2 separate regions of the Homo sapiens genome follow, and region 2 is linked to region 1. Evidence: read pairs that join two places in POLR2A ChIA-PET (ENCODE). Cell type or tissue: OCI-LY7. All regions are shown on one strand.

What was found. Peaks named below come from ENCODE experiments on the same cell type or tissue, not always from the same donor. Only the 100,000 strongest peaks of a DNase experiment are listed, where the experiment ranks them.
Region 2: POLR2A ChIA-PET joins it to region 1 with 5 read pairs; 6 of 35 experiments call an interaction of 5 or more read pairs at or near these places.

Annotation. Positions count from the first base shown.
Region 1 is chr6:25,409,817-25,414,816 of GRCh38, reverse strand. All of the region lies in intron 2 of CARMIL1 (capping protein regulator and myosin 1 linker 1), which reads right to left. The region is part of intron 1 of LOC124901281 (a long non-coding RNA gene); the gene reads left to right. Among named protein-coding and RNA genes, the nearest start is that of CARMIL1, 130 kb to the right of the region's middle. In OCI-LY7, no CTCF peak of the experiment used is centred here; DNase peaks (open chromatin) are centred at 371, 1,126 and 3,036; H3K4me3 peaks cover 3,141 bases; H3K27ac peaks cover 1,278 bases.
Region 2 is chr6:25,318,554-25,323,553 of GRCh38, reverse strand. All of the region lies in intron 2 of CARMIL1 (capping protein regulator and myosin 1 linker 1), which reads right to left. Among named protein-coding and RNA genes, the nearest start is that of CARMIL1, 42 kb to the right of the region's middle. In OCI-LY7, no CTCF peak of the experiment used is centred here; no DNase peak of the experiment used is centred here.

The DNA.
Region 1 (5,000 bases):
GAAAGCCTCCAGAGACACAGAGAGTTCACAGAAAATGTGGAAGGGGATGGGGGTTGGAATAGAGGAAATCTTCCAAGCTTTCCCAAAACTGTACCCACTTGTGGGTACAACAGGGCAGCAATATTTTAAAGCAAGAATGAAAATTACAAATACTACTGTTACAAGTCAGATTGTGACTCTTGTTTTATCAACACAAACCGAGCCAATTAATGGGGCTACATTCATACTAGAAATCCCAATGAACTCAGTCTCCCAGCCTCTCTGTTTGGCTCCAAAACTGCCCTAGGATTTAAAGCTTCAGAGGATTTATAGTACACACACATGGTTTCTAGCAGAGTCAGGGGCAGTTGCACAGGACACATCCTCTGTGACTTACCAAAAAGGGTTTCCTGATAATGAATACTTCTTCAGTGCCTGGGATGGGAGGCATCCTGCTTGTAGGGTGACCAACTCTTTCTGTTTGTATAAGACGTTTCTAGTTTCAGGGCTGAGAATCCTGCATCCCAGAAAACTGGGACTGTTGGTCAATCTACTAGCTTGAATTTTGGAATCAGAAAGACTTATATTCAGATTCTGGCTCTGCCACTTAAACCTGATAGACTTTTGTTATCTCTAGAGAGTTAGAGATTACAGAATTACAGATGAGCAAACTGAGGTGCCTCATACAAGAGATGCTCAAACAAGAATATTCCTCTGCAGGACTGTTACTGTTGTGTGGATTAAATAAGATACAAATGCAGATAAAGCCCTACCCCAGAACCTAATATGCCTTTGCTAAACACCAGCTCTTCTTATAACTTAACTAATAGCATCTTAGATTTAGTTTCACAAAGTAAGATTAAGTTGCTTCACCTACTGAATTTTTTAATAATTGTTTTTGTCAAAAGAACAAAACAAACAAAAAATACAAAGATATTGAAACTTCTCCTAGGCTGCAATTTTCTGTTCAATGCACATCTTTGGCTTTGAAGGGAAGAATTTTCTTGCAAAGTTAAAAAAAAAATTAGGGTGCATCAGATGGAGTATATGTGCTTAGCCAAGGAACCTTCACCACAAAGGGTAAGCTACAACTTCCCTCCCACCTCCCCTGGGAAGGCCCATTTTTCCACTGCAGCCTTAACATGCAAACCACATTTTCAACCTCTGTAATGAATTTCCTCTGCCTTTCATTGAAATGCAAGTAGCAGCCAGTTCCCTCTGAGGCTTCTTGGTTCAACTTTTAACTTCATAATTTCACTTAGAAACATTTATAAGTCCTCCTTACTGTTAAGACTCACAGTTTAGCAGAGAAGCCTATGTTTTCTTATGGAGATATGGAGGTCAACTATGGAATCTGCTCATTGCACACTTATTAGAAACTGAAATAAATACATACCATCTTAAATAACTCCATGGCCTAAAGCCTACTGCAGCACAGGCAATCCATAAATTCATGCTCTCTAAATCCACATTCTCTCATGCAGATTACCAGGAGTGCCTTTTCTTTAAAATTGGGCTCTACGTGCCAAACATTCAACAAATGGTCTTACACCCTTGAAGCACTCTCTAATTTGCAAGCAAACTAAATGATGAATGCCATCATTCCCCCTCTTAATACTTTCCCCTTCCAAACTCCCAGCTCTAAGTACGTTACAGATAAAACCTCATTAATCCAAGACATATACCTAGGTGAGGGAGAAGGGCAGGTGGTGAGGCACATTATCACCACTGCAGAGTTATAAGTGGCAGATGATAAGGGACTTTTGCAAGGTCACCCAGAAAACTGAAGGAGAATAAAACCTCTCTCCTGGCTCTGAGCCTCCTAACACTATACTCAGCTATGATGAACATCATCCTTCCTGGCAGGAGGACACTTCACCCAAAAGGAACACCAAAAAAGTACATTTTAATTTAATTCCTGACTTAAAATCCTTTTCAAAATTAGAGCTTCACTCTTCATGGGCAGCTGTGGGATACATTGATATTAATGGATGTGCCCCAGTGAGGCTATACAGCCTAGTGTAGGGTTTGCAAACTACAGCTTATAAGTCAAACCCAGCCTCTTCCCACTACCCCACATAGAGTTTTATGGCTCATAAAGCCCAAGATATGGTTACTGACCCCTGGTCTAGTGGTTTAGAGAATAAATTGTAGATTTAGACTGCCTGGGTTTGAAACCAAGCTCCATTATTTAATATATACATGGCTAAGAGCAAATTACTAAACCTTTCCTGTGCCTCAATTTCCTCCTTTTCTCTTTAAGATATAGGGTCTCACTCTGTCACCTAGGGTGCAGTGGAGCGATCACAGCTCACTGCAGCCTAGACTTCCTGGGCTTAAGTAATCCTCTGGTCTCAGCCTCCGGAGTAGCTGGGATTACAAGCATGTGCCACCATGCCCAGCTAGTTTTTAATTTTTTACAGAGATGGGGTATTGCCATGTTTCCCAGGCTGGTCCCAAACTCGTAGCCTCAAGCAATCCTCCCAGCTCGGCCTCCCAAAGGACTGGGATTATTGGCATGGGCCATCAAGCCACTGCACCAGGCTCTCTTCTCTTTAAAAATGAGAGAAATATTTACACTTCATGGAATGATGAGGGTTAAATGAGTTAATACACCTAAAGTGCTCAGAAGAGTGCTGGCACATGAGAATTGCTACATGGTGTCTGTTACTGTTATTTACATTTTAATATCATAATAAAATTTTAGGTCTATAATAGTAGTAAACCAAGAAGAGAGTTATCCAGATTTAGCCTGAGTCTGGCCTCAAGTTAGCCAAGTGGCCTAACCATGAACAAGTTACAATCTCTAGAGACCTTATTTTACCCAAATTTAAAATAAGAGGTTTGGTTGGAACAGGTCTCAAAGTCACTTCCCTACACTCTGAGCCCATGACTTAGACTCTCTCTGGGATTCTCCTCCAGCCCCACTCTTTTTGGGTGGACTTCTAGGAATGACAAGCCCCCGGTAAATATTTGCTGAGAGGAATTAATTCCCCCTTAGATCTCTGCTCCCTGGACCAACAGGTGCTTCTTCAATAGGCGGTCAAGAAGTCACTGAGTTTCGTTTTCTATTCGGATGTTTAGTTTCAGAGGAAATCTACGTACTCTAACACCTGTGCAAATCCATTTATTTTCACCTAATTCATTCCTTTTCACATTATGTAGAAATGGAATGTTTACATACAGCATGCCAGACACAATCACTTCATTCTTTCCAAAGTCACACTATTGCAAGTTGTAAGGTGTTATCAAAGCATAAAAGAAACAAACATGTCTAATGTTCGCCCACAGGTGAACACAGGGGCCAGTACATATCAGATCCTCTTTTCAAAGCACCCGCTGATACAGAAGTCTGGAATCTCCCATAGTGATTCTGTTAGAACAATGTATTTTAAAGTCAGAGTAATGATAGGTCTTCTTTAATGACAGTACTTTAGCAGTGACACACTAACATGAATGGGCATCTTTAAGTGGTGGCAGGATGGTAATTCTTAGCATGAGGCCAAGGGTGAAGATGAGTGAAGTATCCAGCTCCAGGCCCACAGGGTCCATGAGGATTTTGTGTTAAGAACTCACATGTGGCAGAACTCCTACCCAGGCCCTCAACTATTGGGTGAGCAGACAGCAGGGGACTCACAGGTCTGCATAGGGCATGTGTGCTAAGAGACCTCATCTAGTCATCACTGTCATATTTATGTTTTAAATAAATTCACAAGTAATAGAGTCACAGTTATTCAGGGAATACAGAAAAAATATAACTATAAAGTTCATATTAACCTAATTAATTACTAAAACTTCTGCTTCCCCAACACAGGGCCAGCCAGCCTCTTTTAGAACACATCCATTTGAGAATCACTAGAACCCAATTCTAGCTAAAGATGAGAGAGTTAAGAGGGGTCAGGGGATATGTGTGCCCTTTTCCTTTATTTTACAGATGAGGAAACAGATCAGGAAGAGTTAAATTATTCCTCTGTGCCTATTAGGGCTTATTCTTAGTTTCAAGCAACAGAATTTTAAGAATAAATAAATTTACTTAAAGGAAATTGAGTAGTTCTTGTAATCAAAAGAACAACCAGAACTCAGTAGAGACAGAAACCAAATCAACTCTAAAGATGGGAGAAGCAGGGACTAATAAGGAGTTCCTCTGGCTGCCCTCGTGGAACAAATTGACTCCAATCTTCCACCCTAGCATGTTCCCTCTCAAGATTCAAAGCCTAGGGCGCAAAAGTCCCCTCCTGGGCCTGGCACCAAATAAAGACCACACAGAATTACTCAAAAGTTGAGACAAGTGGCAGCTATGGCCTAGTGACAACGAGCACTGGCTCCAGGGAGTCTGCTAGACCACTCTCTACCAACCATGCAATCTTGGGCAGGTAACTCAGCCTCCCATACCTCTGTCTCCTCACCTGAGATAATACATGCAAAACACAAGTACCTGGCACATGAAGGAGTCCAATAAATGCTAAATGGAAGAGTTGGAACAAGAAATCAGTTTCACTTTTCTTTTACTGTAAGTCTATTGCCGCAGTCCCTCCCCAGCCTACATCATTTCAACTTGTCTGTGTTTCTTGGCCTTACATTCTCATCTTCTCAAGCCAAGGAAACACAAATGTCACTTCTTTCTCCCTCCCTTGTTATATTAGCATTTTCATCAAATGAAAAAAATACATATTTTCTTTCCTTCTCTCAGAACAAAGTTATAAGATAGTTTCCCACTTTGCAGAAAGGTGGTTGCCATATGGCGGCGGGGGGCGGGGGGGGTTGATTTAGATTTAACACCATTACATATATAATCAGAGAAATAGTCTTCATTAAATTCAGAGAATAAAAAATAAGGAAAGAAGGAGAATATAAGATTTGGGGTAATCCTATCAAGAAATTAAGGTAGGTATATAATTTACAGCGGTGCTTCTCAAACTGAGGGCTACAACCCATTGGTGGGTAGTTAAATCAATTCATCAGAGTTTAATGAGCATATTAATATGACAGACTAAACCAAAGTGAAAAGGAAAAGAAAGCCA
Region 2 (5,000 bases), 91 kb after region 1:
CATGGCAGCCTCAAACTCCTGGGCTCAAGCAATCCTCCCGCCTCAGCCTCCCGAGTAGCTGGGACTATAGGCATGTGCCACCACACCTGGCTAATTCTGGGGGGTTTTTTGCCTTTTTTTTTTTTTTTTTTTTGTAGAGACAGGGTCTCGCTCTGTTGCCTAGGCTGGTCTCGAATTCCTGGTTTCAAGCCACCCTCCTACCTTGGCCTCCCAAAGTGCTGGGATTACAGGCGTGAGCCACTGTGCCAGGCCTTTAGTTCACATTGTTTTACTTGTTCCTTCTCCTTCTCACTGAGAATATTCTTTTCTACCAATACTTTTCCAGATGCTGCACCAGGTCAGGCACACAAGATAAAAGTCACTAAAAAGTAAAAACCCCACCTACCAAGCAGATTTTTGTGTCTGTGCGTCTATTAGAATTTGAGAACTACCTAGAGAGCAGGCTACTGAGAGAGAAACCTTCCAAATGAATCTGGAATTACTTGGGATATCTGCAAAACAACCAAGAATAGGGAGGAAAGGGTGCGCCTGGAAAAAATGAATTAATCCAACCATCACAATTCTAGCCCTCCTCTGAGTCTTCCCTAATACAAATGGACCATAAATCATCATGCTGCCTTTGAAGCTAAATGGAGCAACCTAGACACAAAGAGATCATGCCTCAGACTGTGCGGAATGCCACTCTGTTAAAAGATGAGATCCTGGCTTCACACTTGAATCAGTCCTGTGAAAACTGTGTGAATATTGAGAAGGAGGGGCAAAGAAATATAAAAAATGGAGCTTACAGGGTAACAGTAAGCTACCTGCACATCACAGAAATTCTGCTCTTTAGAGAGCTTCAGTCCAAGACTATCAACCCAGTAACTCCTCTGATCCAATCCTAGTTGGGCTGAAGAATGTACCACTGCAGTGTAGCATTTTTCAGGTGGTCATAATGTGGAGACAGTTAGTAAAGGGAAGGTTACAAGCTCAGAAAAATGCAGCATTCACTGACAGCCACACACATTTATGTTACCTAAAGTTTGTGTATTTTTGTGTGTGTGTATGTATGTGCATATGTGTGTTTGTATGTGTGTGATCCAGAGCACTTTAATAATCACTCTATTTATTCCTTTGCATAAAAGCAGTGAAGGCTGGGCATAGTGTCTCAGGCCTGTAATCCCAACACTTTGGGAGGCTGAGGCAGGCGGATCACTTGAGGTCAGGAGTTTGAGACTAGCCTGGCCAACATGGCGAAACCCTGTCTCTACTAAAAATACAAAAATTAGCCGGGTATGGTGGAGAGCGCCTGTAATCCCAGCTAATCAGAACGCTGAGGCACAAGAATTGTTTGAACCCAGGAGGCAGAGGTTGCAGTGAGCTGAGATAGTGCCACTGCACTCCTGCCTGGGTGACAGAGCGAGACTCTGTCTCAAAAAACAAAAACAAAAACACCAGATTTCTTTAAAGTTAACTGAAAGAGAGCCAGGCATGGTGGTACGTGCTATATCGCGGCTACTTTGGAGGCTGAGGCAGGAGCATCTCTTGAGCCCAGGAGTTCTAACGCAGCCTAGGCAACACAGCGTGACCTGGTCTCTTTAAAAAACAAATAAATAGGGCCAGGCTCAGTGGCTCACACCTGTAATCCCAGCACTTTGGGAGGCCAAGGCAGGCGGATCATGAGGTCAGGAGATTGAGACCATCCTGGCTAACACAGTGAAACCCCATCCCTACTAAAAATACAAAAAATTAGCCGGGCGTGGTGGCGGGCGCCTGTAGTCCCAGTTACTTGGGAGGCTGAGGCAGGAGAATGGTGTGAACCCAGGAGGCGGAGGTTGCAGTGAGCTGAGATCGCACCACTGCACTCCAGCCTGGGCAACAGCAAGACTTCAGCTAAAAAAAAAAAATTAAATTAAATTAATAAATAAGTGAAATAAATAAAATTAATTAAAAGAATGAAAGGTTTAAAACAGTACTGAATATTCAAATTTCCTGCGTTATCATTTTTAGATGGTATTTTTGTTATTTTATACAGAAAATTACCTTAACCTTTCTATTTGTGTAAAGTATCAGAGGCTGTAACATCCCTGAGCTTTATAATAACAGTATGCATTCACCATTAATGCACTCATTAATTCAGATGCCACCTTGTCTCCTCAAGGCTGGATCAGACCCTCCTCTAGGCTTTGGAAGCATCTTGTGTGGCCTCTAGCAGCGCTCACCAGAACATCCAGCTTACCTGTATGTCCCTACAAGTCTGAGAAGTCAAATGCAAAGACTCTATTCTTGTTTTGCCACAGAACCCCCTAAATTCCTCCAACCCCGTGGGTGGGTGCTCAATAAAGATTGAAAAATATTAAAGGATCACATTTTACTAGCCAAATATCATATACTATGCTACAGGGTGCTGTAAGTCTCCCCTCAAGGGGTAGTTTTGGAAAAGACAGGTACTCAGCTATTCAGGCAGAGGCCAGACAACCAATGGGTGGAGAATTCTGGATGTGTGGGGTGGGGGTGGGGGCTGGGGGAGGCAGATGAGTAGTTCAGAACAGTCTAGATAAAGCTTGTCCAATTCATGGCCCATGGGCCACATGCAGTCCAGGATGGCTTTAAATGCAGCCCAACAAAAATTCATACACTTTCTTAAACATTATGAGATTTTTTTGGCAATTTTTTAAGATCATTAGCTATCATTAGTGTTAGCGTATTTTACGTGTAGCCCAAGATAATTCTTCTTCTTACAATGTGGCCCAGGGAAGCCAAAAGATTGGATACCCCTGGTCTAGATCTTTAAGGTCCTTCCCATTCCTGGGATCCTTTGGAAAAGCCAAAGTCCACCCCTCCCACCTGCACTCCAGAGCAACTGGGAAGCAGCTTTCAACGAAATCACCACTTCCACCAAGAATGCTAAGGAATGTTATCCCAAACATCTGACCAGCCTGCAGGAAGAGGTCACTGCTTTGTTTCCTTTTCATACCTCACCAAGGCCAACTCAAACCACACCATTTGTTAGGGGTAGAGGGTGGATAAAATGAGGTGTTATATGTGAAAGGCTCAGAAACAGTTCCTGGCAAATGATAAGCACTCAATAGCCTTAGCTATTAAACATGTGTTTTCCATTTAGTCCAAATAAAGGTAAAACAAGATATTTTGGTGACAACCATTTTCCTTACTTCTGAAGTCTCTGTTACATTATTCAGCCACTCATGCAAATGAACAAACCTGGGAAATACAATCCTCAAACAAGCAAACAATACTCTCCTCTACAAGTCTAGGTCTTTGCTTTGGTAGATGTGGCCAAAGAACCAGGTACTGCTTTCTCTAACCCCACTAGAAATCACCCAATGTTCCCACTACTCCTCCAAAACCTGTTTCTAATGTAGACAGAGGGGTGGGCAGGAGGAAGAAGACAGAGAATATACTATCCTACCTACCTTGCTGGAGTGTTTTTTCTCTTCAGAAAAATGCCATAAACTACCACAATTAACACCATACTCCAGCATATTTTGAGTCTTTAAGCAAGATTGACCATGTTCATCGACTAGTTCTCATTGACTAATCTTCATTGACTAATGTCCGAACATAACATGTGCAAGTAAGTTTTCTTCATAGGCAGGGTAAACAGTACTTAACTAATCCACTTTCAGGGAGCGATAACAATATATTTCTTTAAAGAGGTGAAAATAGGCTGATGCAGGAGAATCGCTTGAACCCCGGAGGTGGAGGTTCAGTAAGCTGAGATCTCTCCACTGCACTCCAGCCTGGGTGACAGAGCGAGACTCTGTTTAAAAAAAAAAAAAAAAAAAAAAAGTGACCAAATGTAGAGATTCAGTATTTCTCAAATCGCAACAATGTTATCTCACTCAAGAAGTTATTCTGCAGAGGTTCCTATCTTCTAGGAGTCATCTACTCCTTTGAAAATGTAATAAAAGCTATGGGCCCCAGAAAAATGTGTATTAAATGTGTATGTACCTTTCATGAGATTAGATTAGGGCAGTTAGACTAAAAAACATATAACTCTCTGTGTGCACTGCCCTCCCCTACTGAAAAGACCACCATTCTCCCTTCATTACCTACTGCCAGATTTATAGGTGCCTTCCTGTTAAGGAAATCGAGCCCTTTGAAACTAGCACAACTTTTAATATCAAAGGGCATGGCTTAGAAGAATGCATGCTACAATACACAGCAAAACCTTACCTAAATTATTTTCCTAAAATTATTAAATATTAATATTAAATATTATTACTAAATAAGTCTCAATCATAAAAATATATTTTATTACTTGCAAACATTCATAGAAAGTCAGAACAAGAAGTCAGCCACATGATGCCCAGTACGGCCTGCAGAGCAAAGGATTTCTCTGAATAAATCAGAATAATTCACAATTCGTCTAATTAATTTACTCGACATGTAAGCTAAGGAAGGCTTCTATAGGCTTGAGTAGGATCCTTTAAGAACAGTCTATCCTCATAGTAATTTTAAACACGGCAGCTCCTTCTCATTTGATTTGCCCTCCTCTACCCAAATTAAATTGCCTAATTCATGAGTAAACAGCTAATAAGAGCTCACGGAAGTCAATGAGCCCAGCCTCAGAAAAACACAATTTTCAAATTTTGGTAGTCACTGAGTAAGGCTGCACTAAGTATAGGGTCCCATTTCAGGTCCAAAGAAAAAGAGCATTTCATCCTTCTCTGATTGCATCTGTCCCTGCTGTTGAGCACCTCACAAACCAGGGCAAACAATGGCTTTGAGGAGATGGGGCTGGGCCGACATCCAGACCCCCCAGGACAGCCATCTGTTCCTGACTCGCCTTCCTAATGCAACTCCCAGGAGCATCTCCCTGGCAAAGGGAACGCAGCTCCCACGTGGGGTCTCCCGGGTGGCTGATGGGTCTGGAGTTGTATTAGAAAATGGGACTCCCAAAAAATGAAAGAGATCTTGCTAAGGAAGTTCAGCCCGCCTCTCCTCTAGTGGTAGAAAACTTGAGGTACGAGGCAGAGAAAAGGGAACAAGAACAGGTT